Regions from separate parts of the Homo sapiens genome. Here region 1 is linked to region 2. Evidence: read pairs that join two places in POLR2A ChIA-PET (ENCODE). Cell type or tissue: B cell. All regions are shown on one strand. Each heading gives the region's core, and the rest is flanking DNA. Links, peaks and the distances in the headings are about the cores only. Region 1 has its middle 43 kb from the start of COLGALT1. Region 2 overlaps SLC5A5 (solute carrier family 5 member 5).

What was found. ChIA-PET counts read pairs that join two places held together with the same protein. Peaks named below come from ENCODE experiments on the same cell type or tissue, not always from the same donor. Only the 100,000 strongest peaks of a DNase experiment are listed, where the experiment ranks them.
Region 1: POLR2A ChIA-PET joins it to region 2 with 5 read pairs; 2 of 35 experiments call an interaction of 5 or more read pairs at or near these places.

Annotation. Positions count from the first base shown.
Region 1 is chr19:17,597,564-17,600,469 of GRCh38, reverse strand. No RefSeq gene overlaps it. Among named protein-coding and RNA genes, the nearest start is that of COLGALT1, 43 kb to the right of the region's middle. RefSeq lists an enhancer at 1,356-1,937. In B cell, for the core only: no CTCF peak of the experiment used is centred there; no DNase peak of the experiment used is centred there; H3K27me3 peaks cover 425 bases.
Region 2 is chr19:17,883,007-17,885,912 of GRCh38, reverse strand. It overlaps SLC5A5 (solute carrier family 5 member 5), which reads right to left. Exons shown (of 15, transcript NM_000453.3): 11 at 2,146-2,232; 12 at 1,867-2,063. Among named protein-coding and RNA genes, the nearest start is that of SLC5A5, 13 kb to the right of the region's middle. In B cell, for the core only: no CTCF peak of the experiment used is centred there; DNase peaks (open chromatin) are centred at 1,122 and 1,360; H3K4me3 peaks cover 798 bases; H3K27ac peaks cover 472 bases.

The sequences.
Region 1 (2,906 bases), core at 127-2,626, 290 kb after region 2:
CTGCTCTCGAACTCCTCACTTTGGGCAATCCTCTCTCCTCAGCCCTCCAAAGTGTTGGGATTACAGGCGTGAGCCACTGTGCCTGGCCATGTCTGTTTTAAATGTAGCAGCTGGGGCCAGGCGCAGTGGCTCACGCCTGTAATCCCAGCACTTTAGGAGGCCGAGGCGGGTGGATCACGAGGTCAGGAGATCGAGACCATCCTGGCTAACACGGTGAAACCCCGTCTCTACTAAAAGTACCAAAAATTAGCCGGGCACGGTGGCAGGCACCTGTAGTTCCAGCTACTCGGGAGGCTGAGGCAGGAGAATGGTGTGAACTGGGGAGGCGGAGCTTGCAGTGAGCCAAGATCACGCCACTGCATTCCAGCCTGGGTGACGGAGCGAGACTCCATCTCAAAAAAAAAAAAAGAAAAAAAAGTAGCAGCTGGGAATCTCATTTCATAAACTCAGATGTGTGAGGAATGAAACTCCATTTTCCAACAGCTGAATTTAATTTCTGTTTTGAGTCTCCATCCCACGAGGAAGCAGAAATGGAATCTCATTCAGCCCAGTTTCCTCGGTAAATTCCGAAATTCCCCTCCTTATGTCTGGGGTTATTTCTACATTTGAGCGGACAGGACGGGAGCTGCGGGATCCACCACCAGGAGTGGGTTCAGTGAGTGCTTTTGGTTGCAAGTAACAGACAGCAGGACTAAAAGTGGGGCCAGAAAGTGGCTTACACCAGGAGTTATCCAGCACGCAGCAATCCCGCTCCTGGGGGACTTTTCTCCTTTGAGAAACTTGCACGTGGGGGTGTGGTATCTTCTCAAAGAATAGCATATAGCTGGGAAAAGGGGACAAACCGCAGCTGTCTGCATGATGTCTGCAGAGGCAGCCTGCAGGTCCTTGAGTGCCCCTGCTCATTAGCTGTTTCTGTACCCAAGTGCATAGGCTACGCACTGTGACTGATGTGGATCTATTTGCCCCTCGCTACAAAAGGGTCTCAAGTCTTGTCCTTCAGTGTGTGGGACCCATCGTGTTACCAATGGGGCTTGGGGACTGAGGCTCAAGACTGCTTGCTGGGAAATGTAACCCCTTTGTTCTGGACAGGTAGAAGGAGAGGAGAATGGTCATCCAGGCCTAATGTAAAGTTTCTGCAACCCAACCCAATTCCCAGACTCATTTTGGTCATGATCAATACAGGGGTCAACAAAATTTTCTGTAAAGGGCGAGCTAGTAAATAGATTTGCTGTGTGTACTATGCTGTCTCTGTTGCAACCAACTCGGCCATTGTAACCTTGACAACATGCAAATGATGGGCGTGACTGCATGCCAATAAAACTTTATTTAGAAAATCAAGCGGATATATTCAAACAAACCCTTGGACGTGTTCAGAATAGCGCTATTCACAATAGCCAAAAGGTGGAAACAACTCAAGTGTCCACCAACAAATGAATGGATAAACACAACATGTTGTCTATTCATACAATGAATATGATTCAGCCATAAAAAGGAAGGAAGTGGCCGGGCGCGGTGGCTCACGCCTGTAATCCTAGCACTTTGGGAGGCTGAGGCGAGTGGATCACCTGAGGTCAGGAGTTCAAGACCAGCCTGGCCAACATGGTGAAACCCTGTCTGTACTAAAAATACAAAATTAGCCGGGCATGGTGGCAAGTGCTTGTAATCCCGGCTACTCGGGAGGCTGAGGCTGGAGAATCATTTGAACCTGGGAGGCAGAGGTTACAGTGAGCCGAGATCCTGCCATTGCACTCCAGCCTGGGTGAGAAGAGTGAAACTCCATCTCAAAAAAAAAAAAAAAAAAAGGAAGGAAACCCCGTCTCTACTAAAAATACAAAAAATTAGCCGGGCATGGTGGTGGGCGCCTGTAGTCCCAGCTACTCGGGAGGCTGAGGCAGGAGAATGGCGTGAACCCAGGAGGCAGAGCTTGCAGAGAGCCGAGATCGCGCCACTGCACTGCAGCCTGGGCGACAGAGCAAGACTCCGTCTCAACAACAACAGCAATAATAGAAGCTGGCCCAAACCCACCAAAACCAAGATGGCGACAAGAGTGACCTCTGGTCATCCTCACTGCTACACTCCCCCCATCACCATGACAGTTTACAAATACCATGGCAACATCAGGAAGTTACCCTATTTGGTCTAAAAACGCAAGGCATGAATAATCTACCCTTCCTTTAGCATATCATCAAGAAATAACCATAACAATGGGCAACCAGCAGCCTTGGGGCTGCTCTGTCTATGGAGTAGCCATTCTTTTTTTTTTTTTTTTTTTTTGAGATGGAGTCTTGCTCTGTCACCCAGGCCGGAGTGCAGTGGCGCGGTTTCGGCTCACTGCAAGCTCCACCTCCCGGGTTTCATGGGCGTCCATGTGAAGAAAAAGGAGCATCTATACAGGAGCTCAAATGGGCTGTACCCTGTAGCATTCTGAGGACAGGTCTGACTTCTGAGAAGGGAAAGTGGTAAAAGTATTGTCCGTCCTTTTTAAGTTGGTGGCTGAGCTTGGTGAGGTGTGTTTTTAAAAGACCTTTAGTCCGTTCTACTTTTCCTGAAGATGGAGGACTGTAAGGGATATAAAGATTTCACTGAATACCAAGAGCCTGAAAAACTGCTTGGCTGATTTGACTAATAAAGGCTGGTCTGTTATCAGACTGTATAGAGGTGGGAAGGCTAAACTGAGGAATTATGTCTGACAGAGGGGAAGAAATGACAGCGGTGGCCTTCTCAGACCCTGTAGGAAAGGCCTCTACCTATCCAGTGAAAGTGTCTACCTAGACTAAGAGGTATTTTAGTTATCTGACTCGGGGCATGTTGAGTAAAGCTAATTTGCCAGTCCTGAGTGGGGCAAATCCTCGAGCTTGATGTGTAGGGAAGCGAGGGGGCCTGAATAATCCCTGAGGAGTAGTAGA
Region 2 (2,906 bases), core at 175-2,674:
CTCCAGCCTGGGCGACAAAGTGAAACCCCGTCTCAAAAAATATATATGTATTATGCTAAGACACAAAAGATCACATATTTTATGATTCCATTTACATGAAATGCCCAGAACAGGCAAATTCATAGAAACAGAAAGTGGATTCGTGCTTGCCAGGAGCTGGGGAGAGGGGGAAGTGGGAAGTGACTGCTGATGGGGACAGGGCTTCTTTCTGGGGTGATAAAAATGTTCTTATGACCAGGAACAGTGCCTCACACCTGTAATCCCAGCACTTTGGGAGTCAGAGGCAGGCAGATCACTTGAGCCCAATACTTTGAGACCAGCCTGGGCAACATGGCAAAAACTCGTCTCTATAAAAAATACAAAAAATTTAGCCCAGCATGGTGATACATGCCTATAGTCCCAGCTACTTGGGAGGCTGAGGCAGGAGGATCATCGGAGTCTGGAGGTCAATGGTGCAGTGAGCTGTGATTGTGCCATTGCACTCCAGCCTGGGTGTTAGAGTGAGACCCTGTCTCCAAAAAATCAAATAAACAAAAAGCAAAAAAACCCACCCAAAAAACCAAAATAAATAAATAAATAAATAAACAAAACAGAAAATGTTCTTGGTTGGCTGGGTGCCCACACCTGTCATCCTGGCACTTTGCAAGGCTGAGGTGGGCAGATCGCTTGAGCCCAGGAATTCCAGACCAGCCTGGGCAACATAGCCAGACCCTGTCTCTACAAAAAATAAAAATAAAAACAAGCAGGACATGATGGTGTGCACCTGTGGTCCCAGCAACTAGGGGGGCTGAGGTAGGAAGATTCCTTGAGCCCAGGAGGTTGAGGCAGCAGTGAGCTATGATCGTGCCACTGGACTCCAGCCTGGGCAACAGAGCAAGACCCTGCTCCAAAAAAAAAAAAAAATAGAAAATGTTTTTGGGGCCAGGCACAGTGGCTCACACCTGTAATCCCAGCATTTTGGGAGGCTGAGGTGGGCGGATCACCTGAGGTCAGGAGTTCAAGATCAGCCTGGCCAACATGGTGAAACCCCATCTGTACTAAAAATACAAAATTAGAAAAAAAAAAGAGGAAACGTTCTTGACTTAGATAGTGGTGATGGTTGCACAAATATACTAAATGCCACTTTAATTTATTTATTTGAGTTGGAGTTTCATTTTTGTTGCCCAGGCTGGAATACAGTGGTGCGATCTCAGCTCACTGCAACCTCCACCTCCTGGGTTCAAGCGATTCTCCTGTCTCAGCCTCCCGAGTAGCTGGGATTACAGGCACCTGCCACCACGCTTGGCTAAGTTTTGTATTTTTAGTAGAGACGGGGGTTTCCCCATGTTGATCAAGCTGGTCTTGAACTCCTGACCTCAGGTGATCCACCTGCCTCAGCCTCCCAAAGTGCTGGGATTACAGGTGTGAGCCACTGTGCCTGCCTGGCCTAAATGCCACTTTTAAATGGCTAATTTATCTCAATAAAAAATAGAACCAAACCAAATTCTGGGCCTCCCTCAAGCTGGGAGGATTGCTTGAGCCTGAGAGGTTGAAGCTGCAGTAAGCTGAGATTGCACCCCTGCATTCCAGCCTGGACCACAGAGCGAGGCTCTGTCTCAGAAAAACAAAACAAAAAAAGTACTAGCTTCCTCTGGCTGCACCATATCTCCCACCCATCTCTCCTCCCATTAAATGCACCCTAACCTCAGTGCAGTTGGACTGGGACTAACCCGATTGTGGCCTCAGGGCCTTTGCACCTACCGTTCCCTCCCCCAGGAATGCATTTTACTAATCAGGCTTCTTACACAGAGTGCAGGGCAAGTAAGTTTCCCTTCAAGATCACACCATCCAGGGCTCGGGTACCCCCCTACCCTCAAGTCTGCTCACCTGGGGGCCCTGCTGGAGTCGTTAGCAGGGAGGAGAGCCGGGTCCAGGAGGCCAGAGGCGTTGACTGAGAGAGCCACGCAGCGGGCAGCCGACGATGGCAGGACCCTCATGGTCTGCTCGCTGGGTGGGTACAGCGTGGCGCCCAAGGCCACCCACAGCGACAGCGCCAAGCCCGCGCCTAGTCCCGCGAGGACGCCCTGGGGGCAGAGCCGGCGTCAGGGAAGGGGAGGGGCCTGTCCGGCCCCGCCCCTCCCCGCCCCTTGCCCCGCCCCCACTCACCGGTGTGTTGCAGGCCGGCAGGAACATTCCCAAGATGAAGGCTCCCAGCAGGGGGCCGCTGATGACTCCCATGACGGTGAAGGAGCCCTGGGAGAGTAGGTGGAAGTGGGGCTGAGGGCGGAGCCCTCCCACCGCTCTGGGCCTCAGTTTACCCGCTGGGAAAGCGAGACCTCAGGAACTCCAATGTGGGTCTCAAGGACTCCTCTGTGTCTCAGTTTCCCTAAAGGGGAGAGGACCCCCCCCCCTTGTTCCTGCCTATCTCCCTTGGGTTGGAGGCAAAGACACTGATTATCTCTTGGGGGTGGCAGTCCCACCCTCAAGCCAGGGAGACCCTTTCTTCTTCTTTTTTTTTTTTAGACAGAGTCTCACTTTGCTGTCCAGGTTGGAGTGCAGTGGCGCGATCTTGGCTCACTGCAACCTCCATAGGGAGGCCCTTTCTGTCGCCACCTCCCCCTTCCCAATTCCCCCACCCCAAGCCAGCCAGCTGCAAAAAAGTCCCCTGATGGCCTCTGGCATCAAATAGAACTTAGTTCTTAATCTCAGCGACTTGGAAGGCTGAGGCGGGTGGTTGCTTGAGGCCAGGAGTTCAAGACAAGCCTAGGCACGAAGCGAGACCCTGTCTCTAAAAACAAGTTTTAAAATTAGCCAGGCCAGGCGTGGTGGCTCACACCTGTAATCCCAACACTTTGGGAGGCAGAGGCGGGTGGATCACTTGAGGTCAGGAGTTCGAGACCAGACTGGCCAACATGGTGAAGTCCCAT